2 separate regions of the Homo sapiens genome follow, and region 2 is linked to region 1. A link is a contact called in ENCODE Hi-C or POLR2A ChIA-PET data. All regions are on one chromosome and are shown on one strand. Each heading gives the region's core, a stretch centred on a gene start or an enhancer-like site at or near the end of the contact. The rest is flanking DNA. Distances are from core to core; before and after follow the strand shown.

Region 1 (4,059 bases), core at 244-2,743:
ATTCCTTAAGATACCTACAGATTTTTTTTTTCTGTGTGTTGCAGAGGGGAAAAAAAAGTATTCCAAGATGGGGGATTACTGATGTCCTGCCACTTTAGCACAACATTCTGCAGAGATATGACAATTAGGTTGAACAAACACAGGATCTCTTTAGACAGTTTTATATAATTTGTGTAGGCATATGCACCTGGGAATTTACATCAGCTGCAAGCTCATCTGTCCATGATACAAAGGAAAAATCTATAATAACGACCATCAAAATGTTGGGGTGGCCTTTCAACAACTGTCTACTGGTGAACTAAAACGATATTTTCTCCCACCCCAAGCCCTATGTTTACCATCCTCATGTAATTTAAAACTATGTCTGTGTGATGGTAATGATTCTTCTCACTGGTCCCAGTGTCCTGGCTACTTATAAAAGGAAGACAAAACAGCAACAAATTATACTCCTTTGGGTTTTAAATGCTCTGAGGAGGAGATATATTGTGACTTTTGTCTAGAATAAGGACATAAGCAGTCTAACAAGATAGGCCATGCTGCAAGAAATACATTCTATGACATCAATGACTCATTTGCTCAACACTGACATTTTCCAAATGTCTGTAAACCCAGATGATCCCAGACCTATGCTTAACTTCTTCATTCACTCATAAAACATGTCTGTCTAATGGGTCTGTCAGCATGTCATCATCTTCAGGGTGACACGTGCTAATTTACTCCTCACCCTTGGAACCACATTTAATCCTACCATTTGAGCTCTGCTAAAAGCTTCAGCAGTTCAGAGAGAAAGGGTCAGGGCCAGCAATCGATTTAGCTGATCGGCTTTCTTCCTGCCAAGCTAAGGATCTTGCTTGAGATTCCTGAGGCTGCTTCTCTTTGTGAAGGCAACCTTATTTTCCTGTGGGGTGGGAAGCAAGGAAGTCTGAAAACATTTTTCTCATGAATACATGTTTTAGTTCATTAATGAATTAATGGGAGGGAGGCAGGAAGGGGAAATAAACATTAGAACAAAAAAAATAACAGAGTTGATCACAGAATGTCTTAGGAAGGGCCTCAGGACTCCCGCCTGCATTTTTTTTTGCCCCCCGACAGCGAGTGGAAAGCTAAGTGGCAACCAGGCTAGGAAGAAAAGAGGAAGGCAAAATACTCTGGGCATGGGAAGAAACTGGAAGAAAGCAGTTGGGGAGGCAGGCCTCAGGCACAAAAAGAACCAATGTCAACCCTGAGCTGAACTCATCATTCCCTCTGCATGGACCATCATTTCACTCTTTTAGAGGTGGCAGTGGACTCCTACAGTCATGGATGATCCAGAAACCACCACAGTGATGTCCTGACCCTAACAGATCGGAAACATAGATTTCAAAACGCGAGCATCAGCAACAAAGGATGGGGTGATGGCATGGTAATACTGTTTTTCTGCTAAGTAACAATGATAATGTCATTACCTTACAAAGGAAACTCCACAGACACTTGCCCTGGATATCCAGTAACAATGAGGACTCTCAATGAGTAGACAAGAGTCACCTCTGGAAGTGACTCAGCCCCACAGGAAACACGAACTCCACCCGCAGTTACCACCTTGCCCAGCCCCCAAGTTCCAAGAGCACTTGGCCCAGGGTCAGCAGATGCCTCTGACCTGGCTCTGCCACTGACTTGCTGGGAGTCCCTCGGGAAAGCTGCTTCAGCACTCTGGGCCTCTGCTCCTCCTTTGTAATCTGCAGAGAACACGCATGGTCCCACCTAATTCCCGGGGTTGCTGTGAAGATGAGGGGAAATGCTGAGCTCCGGGGAGACTCCTGAGGAAAGGGGAATGGTGATGATGGTCCCGGGCTCTTGCTGCCAGTGGTTCAGAATCCTGTGCTGGGAAGCTGTGGTCCTGGAGAAAGATCTAGCTATCATTAAGTTAATTAAATGTTCAACTGTTGTCTGGGACAGGAGGGAGGAAAACATATTGAGGTAGAGATGAAAAGGAGCGGTTCTAACTGTGCCCTCACAGCATGTCTAGCTCCAAATACTTGGGGTCCCTACAAAGAAGCAAAATTCCTGGTTTGAATTTTTGGCTTACCATTGTATTCCAGCATTTTGCACAGCTCCTGGCACACCATAAATATTCTTCGATGTATGAATGAATGAATGAATGAATGAATGAATGAGTGAACGAACATTGTGAGGGGAAGAGGACAGGGTGCAAATTAAAATTGTTGTCAATAATCTTCAGTGGATAATCCTCATGGTCCAAGGAAAGATGACTGTACTACTGTGTTGGGGATGCCACTAACCGTCTTTAGCTAATATTCTGGGTCCCCTCTTTTTTGTGGTTTGGGGGACAGGGTCTCACTCTGTCCCCTAGGCCTGAGTGCAGTGGCACAATTATGGCTCACTGCAGCCTCAACCTCCTGGGCTCAGGCAACCCTCCCGCCTCAGCCTCCCAAGTAGCTGGAACTATAGGAACACAACACCACACCTGGCTAATTTTTGTATTTTTTGGTGAAGATGGGGTTTCACCATGTTGTTCAGGCTGGTCTCAAACTCCCAGGCTCAAGTGATCCTCCCGTCTCAGCCACTCAAACTGCTAGGATTAGAGACGGGAGCCACTGAGCCCGGCCTGGGTCCCCTCTTTCTCTAGGGTGTGTCTATCAGTTTCCTTCCATGAACATTAATGCTAGCTAATATTGCTTCCGTTCCCTTCCCTCCATCTCTACGACTCCACGATTTTGACCAATAACGTTAGCTTTCTAAGCGTTCATCTTGATGTCATCAAATAGGCTTAAAACAATGAAGACAGGGAGGTTGGGTATGCTTAAGGGTCAAAGACACAACTACCCAAGGAAGCCTGTTTGATAAGAAACACCTAAAGGTCCTTGTTTACAATAGGGTCACAGAGGAAGCCTTTCCTCCTAGGTTAGTGGGAGCTGTGAGGAATGGCTGTTGCTCTGAGGCCAGGAGGCTGTTGGCCAAGAGTGGGAACATGGCCACTCTCCACAGCTGGGCTCATTCTGCCCCAAGCGGCAGCGGCCACAGCGTGGGACACCTTCCAATGGCCATCTCACCCTTGCAGCTGAGCCCTGGCATAGCTCCTGCCAAGCTGCCCTCAGCCCTTCTCCAGGAAGCTTCTCCAGTTGGGATGAGACCCAGAAGCTTCGGAACCTTTTCAAACACACTCTGAGCACAAATCAGGAAGGCAGGGATGGGGGTGGCAGGAACACAGACACGGGAGTTATTTTTGAGTGACTGGAAATAAAAGCTAAACACAGGTGTGTTCTGCACGAGTGGAAATGTTCCTAAATTCACAAGAATTCTTTATAAATAAACTAGAAAACAAACCATTCAGGTTGCCACATTTCCTCCTGGCTTCCAGGGACATACAGAAATAGTTTGGGTCTTTGCACATTATTTCAGGAACTGCAGAGGGCTTATACACACCCACTAAAGGTGTCTGACTCATTTTCTAGAAAGCCACATGAACTGACAATCTGGGGCTAAAAATGAGGGCAAAGCCTGCTCTGTGACTCCTGCTACAGCACAGAAAAGCAGGGCAAAGGGAAACCACCTTCAATGATACCAAAGTAAATGTCAGAGGAATTCGGGGTCTATCAGGAACCTCTACGGCGAACACAGAATTTAGAGAACAGCAGTTCAGGTCTTTCACCTCAACTCCTACATCCAATAAATATGCGTATCAGAATGCATATTAAACAGATCATGGTGAAACCATTCATTTTATAATAGCAATAGTATACAATCATCTCAATGAACTTCTGGGCGATTCCTAACTTAGAGGAAGAGTAACAATCTTCTATAATGTCAGCAGGGTTTTACAGGCTCCGACTCCATTCTTCCCACTTTCAGCAAGCAAAATATTTATGGCATGTTTTCTTTCCAAATTCTTGCTAAAATCTCCTCCACTGTGAACACTTAACTATTTTAGGTGGATTTTTCACCATTTTAACCTACTTAACGTCATGGCATTCCAGCCTCAGCAGCAAACTGGGCTCAGACACAACAGCCCTTCCATTCCCACTTCCAGGGCCCAAGAAAGAGCAGCCAGGGTTGGGTGAC
Region 2 (4,108 bases), core at 404-2,903, 150 kb after region 1:
ATGGCGTGAACCCAGGAGGCGGAGCTTACAGTGAGCCGAGTTCACGCCACTGCACTCCCCTGTCTCAAAAAAAAAGAAAGAAAGAAAGAAAGAAAGAAAGAAAGAAAGAAAGAAAGAAAGAAAGAAAGAAGAAACCTAAGGAAATTCTAGTTTATACTGCCTTCCCCAATAAATATGGGGGGTTTATTAACTTTATTAACACATAGAAAAATGAATCCTCAGCTTTACATTTTAAAAATTATATTCTTTAAATTACAGAGAAATCCAAAAAGGTTTAACTAGACAAAAAAAGTAATCATCAAAGGGGTCTTCCTACTTTACAAAGCTAGACCCCCACACCTGGCCAGACCTTCTATGAGAGCATCAAGGCTTCTGAGGGGAGCGCATTGGTCCCCTCATTCTCCTCCCCCAAGCCCTCTCTGTTTAGTAGTGTCACACAGACTTTTCACAAAGGATTTGTCACCAGTCCACAGATCACAGTCTCTGGAAATTCCACCTGTGGTTTGACATCAGGGGACTTTATCAGACTGGAGGGCAGAAACCATCCAAACTGACTTGAGGCAAAATCTCTCCACAGGTCTTCACGAGTACACAACAAGAATTCTGAAATTGAGGCCCTGTAACATCCACTCTGTTCCATCAGCCTCACTGAGGTAAAGTACCACACCAATGTCAAAAGCTCCAAACACACCAGGAAAGCCGACGACATCACAGAACTAGAGAAATGTTTCTCATCTCAAATGTTCACTTGGTTTCTAAACAAATCTAAATATTGGGTGGGCTTGGTTTGCTTTCAATTAACTGCTCTTATTTAGCCTGTAAGCCTTTTCTGGAAAGTCTTCCCCCACATTTTCAACTATTGATTTAAACATCAAGCCTCGTTCAATGTTTCTCACAAAATATTAGCACTGTATCTTACACTCACGTGCCTGCTTACTCTAACTCACTCATTACCAGGGAAAATTGAGTGCCAACATTAACTCTAAATGGAAGAATTAGTTGTATTAGTCCAGGATTGACTCCAGTCCATTAATAAACCACACAACTAATTAGTCCTTGGTCTATTTGGAGTACGCAGGCCCTGGACACCATCATCCTGCATCATGGACACCACCGCTCCTCTGCTCTGTGTCTAATTCATCTTTTTCAGAGACTTACCCCTATTCATGCTTCTTAATGAGCCAAAGGCACTAAAGATCTGCTTTAAATGGCCTTTCAGGAAAATTACCTTCTCGATTACAGCTAGGAAAGTATCTTAGCAGCTGTGTTTTCACTGAAACAGCCATAATATCAGAAGATTTGCAAGCTACTTCACATTTATTATCCCCCATTGATATTTAATAATTCTACTTGCAAGTACCACAGCCTAATTTGTCCCTTGCAAATTGCCAAGAATAAGATGTTGTCCTCATCCCATGGTGTCCGCAGGGAGCTCGCCTGATATTTAGCACAAATGTGACTAGCCCAAAGGACAACAGAGTGTGCCAAGAATTCATTCCCCCATCCCCCAAAAGGAATTGGCTACTACAGCTAGCTTACAGGAAAGAAAGACCTCAGAAGATACTTTCCTCAAAATGCTCTAAAGTCAGAAGTCTCAAAATAACATGTCAATGTCCACGCTTCCACATGTGAGCCATAAGCGCCCTGTGCTGTTGGAGGAAATCTGATGTGGAAATGTTTTATGGCCTGAGATTCTTGCTCAAGTGGCCTAGCAGGGCCTAAGAGAAGATGCTGGGGGAGAAATGAAAGCAGGAGGGAAAGACTGCCTCACAGATTCAACTCCCTGGAGAAAACCCTCAAAAAGAGTGGGAGTGGATGAGGTATCCACTGGGCAGTGATGTCCCTGGGCCAACAGACAACAGAATTAAGTCTATATCAAGCAGAATCCCATGGAAAAAATAAAAGAATTTTTTTTAAAAAAAGAATTCTAAATCTAGCTTGACAACCTGGTTTTTTTTTTTTTTTTTTTTTTTTTTTTAGAGAGAGACAGGGTCTCACTCTGTCACCAAAGCTGGAATTCAGTGGCATGATCATAACTCATTGTAATCTCAAACTCCTGGGCTCAAGTGATCCTCCCACCTCAGCCTACTGAGTAACTGGGACCACAAGCGCACACCACCATGTCCAGCTAATTTTTTCTTTTTAATTTTTTGTAGAGACAAGGTCTTGCTACGTTTCCCAGGATGGTCTCAAACTCCTGGCCTCAAGTGATCCTCCTGCCTCAGCCTCCCAAAGCACCAGGATGACAGGTGTGAGCCACTGCACCCAGCTGACAGCCTAGCTCTTTAAGCCACTTCCTCTCTTAGTTTTCACAGACACCCTCACCATCCTGAATATTTTAACATACCTCTGATTTAAACCAAACCACCAACCGCCTGCCACCTGAATCTGTACTGAAAGACCACACAACCACCCCAAGACTGGAAAGACACATTAAAAGATCACTGAGCAAGACAAACTTGAATGAAGATTTCCTCCATCTCCCTTAACCCTCTCCAGCTGCCATCAGTTGTCTTTAAGCCTTTGAGGATAAAAAAGGTATGCCCTTGAGCCTCCAAATGACAATGCAATTTGAGGAACCACAGTCCACTCCCCATTTCACTAAGGACTGCAGCTTCCACCAGCAACTGGCCAGGGCTGTGTGCTACAGGGTCAAGTGGGAGGGTTAGACACAGAGCCTGGAGCCAAAGGGATCCTTCCAGAAGAAACTGCCCTGCCCTAAATACAGGGGAAAATCCCACCAAGAGGAGAGGAGAGGAAGTCAACAGAAAGGGCCAGGGCTGAAAGGTTATAATGTTCAGTACAGCCTTGGGCCAGCTGAAACACAAAGGCATGTGGCAGGCTGAGGCCCCAGCCTGCCCATACCTGCTGGCTTTCTGGATGAGTTCCTGTGAAGCCTTAAGGACCTGGGGCTCTGTTTTTAACCCCCTAGTTCTCACCCCCACTACTTGAAGGAATTTGAATGAGCCACTGCTTCTTATACTCTGAAGGGCCTGTCTAAAGCTGCATTCATTGGTGGAACAGGCACACACCACTGCTAGGCGCTACCCCTAGAAGTCTGGACGGGCTCCCTAGATGCAAGGGTCTCAAACACACCAGTCCTCCAGCGCCTTATTCTGCCTACTTGGAAGCAATTGCAGGGGAAGAGGGGCAATGAGGGGTGGGCCAGAGCAGTAGTTCTCAAAGTGGAGTTCCACACCAGCAGCATCACCAGAGAACCTGTTAGAAATGCAGACTCTCTGGCCCCAGCCCAGACTATTGAACTAGAAGGCATGGGGTGGGGTCCAGCAGTCGGTGTTTGAGCAAGCCCTCCAGGAGGTTCTAACGTATGCTCTGGTGTGAGAGTCACCACCCAGAGAAACAAAAAAGGTTGAGGCTACAGGAGGGGCCGAGATCCTCTGGAGCAGCTGGCTGGATCCCACCCCGTGTGGGGGCAGGGATTCCTTCATATCCTACTCCTCCAGGAAGAAAAAAAAGCTGGAGGAAACACTTCCTTCTCATCAGGAAACACTATAGCAGTGGAAAGCTCAGAGAACACAGCAGTGCAGAAAATGAAAGGGGAAAATTCGGCCGGGTGCGGTGGCTCACACCTGTAATCCCAGCACTTTGGGAGGCCAAGGCGGGTGGATCACGAGGTCAGGAGTTCGAGACCAGCCTGGCCAAGATGGTGAAACCCTGTCTCTACTAAAAATACAAAAATTAGCTGGACACGATGGCGGGCGCCTGTAATCCCAGCTACTTGGGAGGCTGAGGCAGGAGAATTGCTTGAACCCAGGAGGCTGAGGTTACAGTGAGCCGAAATTGTGCAACTGCACTCTAGCCTGGGAGACAGAGCAAGACTCCATCTCAAAAAAAAAAAAAAAAAGAAAAGAAAAAAAGGGGAAAATTCAGACTTACCCTCTCCTTGGAACTCACTCAATTCCTCCTTGACCTAAGGAGCCTGGCAATCGGGCAGATACGAAGTGAATACACAAGTCCCGACCTCTTCACATACTTCCCAAGGATCTGAGAACTAGGAAGGCCAGTAAATATTCAAGAGACTACAATCCTTGTGAAAAGTGGGAAAACGGAATCGAAAGGCCAGTAGGTGTGATCTGAGGAAGGTATC

The links. Hi-C counts contacts between places; a loop is a spot of excess contacts on that map. ChIA-PET counts read pairs that join two places held with the same protein, here RNA polymerase II (POLR2A). Pooled maps may share reads with other maps.
Region 2: a pooled map shows a loop between it and region 1 (2.7-fold over the local background). The contact joins two enhancer-like sites. A Hi-C loop is called at or near these places in 1 of 37 single-sample maps with no recorded cell type and 7 of 50 pooled maps. POLR2A ChIA-PET finds 5 or more read pairs at or near these places in 3 of 52 experiments (A673, activated CD4-positive, alpha-beta T cell and activated T-cell).

What each region holds. Positions count from the first base shown.
Region 1 is chrX:19,624,263-19,628,321 of GRCh38, forward strand. The region is part of intron 8 of SH3KBP1 (SH3 domain containing kinase binding protein 1); the gene reads right to left. Among named protein-coding and RNA genes, the nearest start is that of MAP3K15, 110 kb to the left of the region's middle. RefSeq lists an enhancer at 894-2,093. Within about 2 kb of position 1,494, at least 3 of the 41 ENCODE cell types and tissues checked have a DNase peak (open chromatin) inside an H3K27ac peak, as active enhancers do.
Region 2 is chrX:19,774,583-19,778,690 of GRCh38, forward strand. The region is part of intron 2 of SH3KBP1 (SH3 domain containing kinase binding protein 1); the gene reads right to left. Among named protein-coding and RNA genes, the nearest start is that of SH3KBP1, 110 kb to the right of the region's middle. RefSeq lists a silencer at 2,381-2,430. Within about 2 kb of position 1,654, at least 6 of the 41 ENCODE cell types and tissues checked have a DNase peak (open chromatin) inside an H3K27ac peak, as active enhancers do.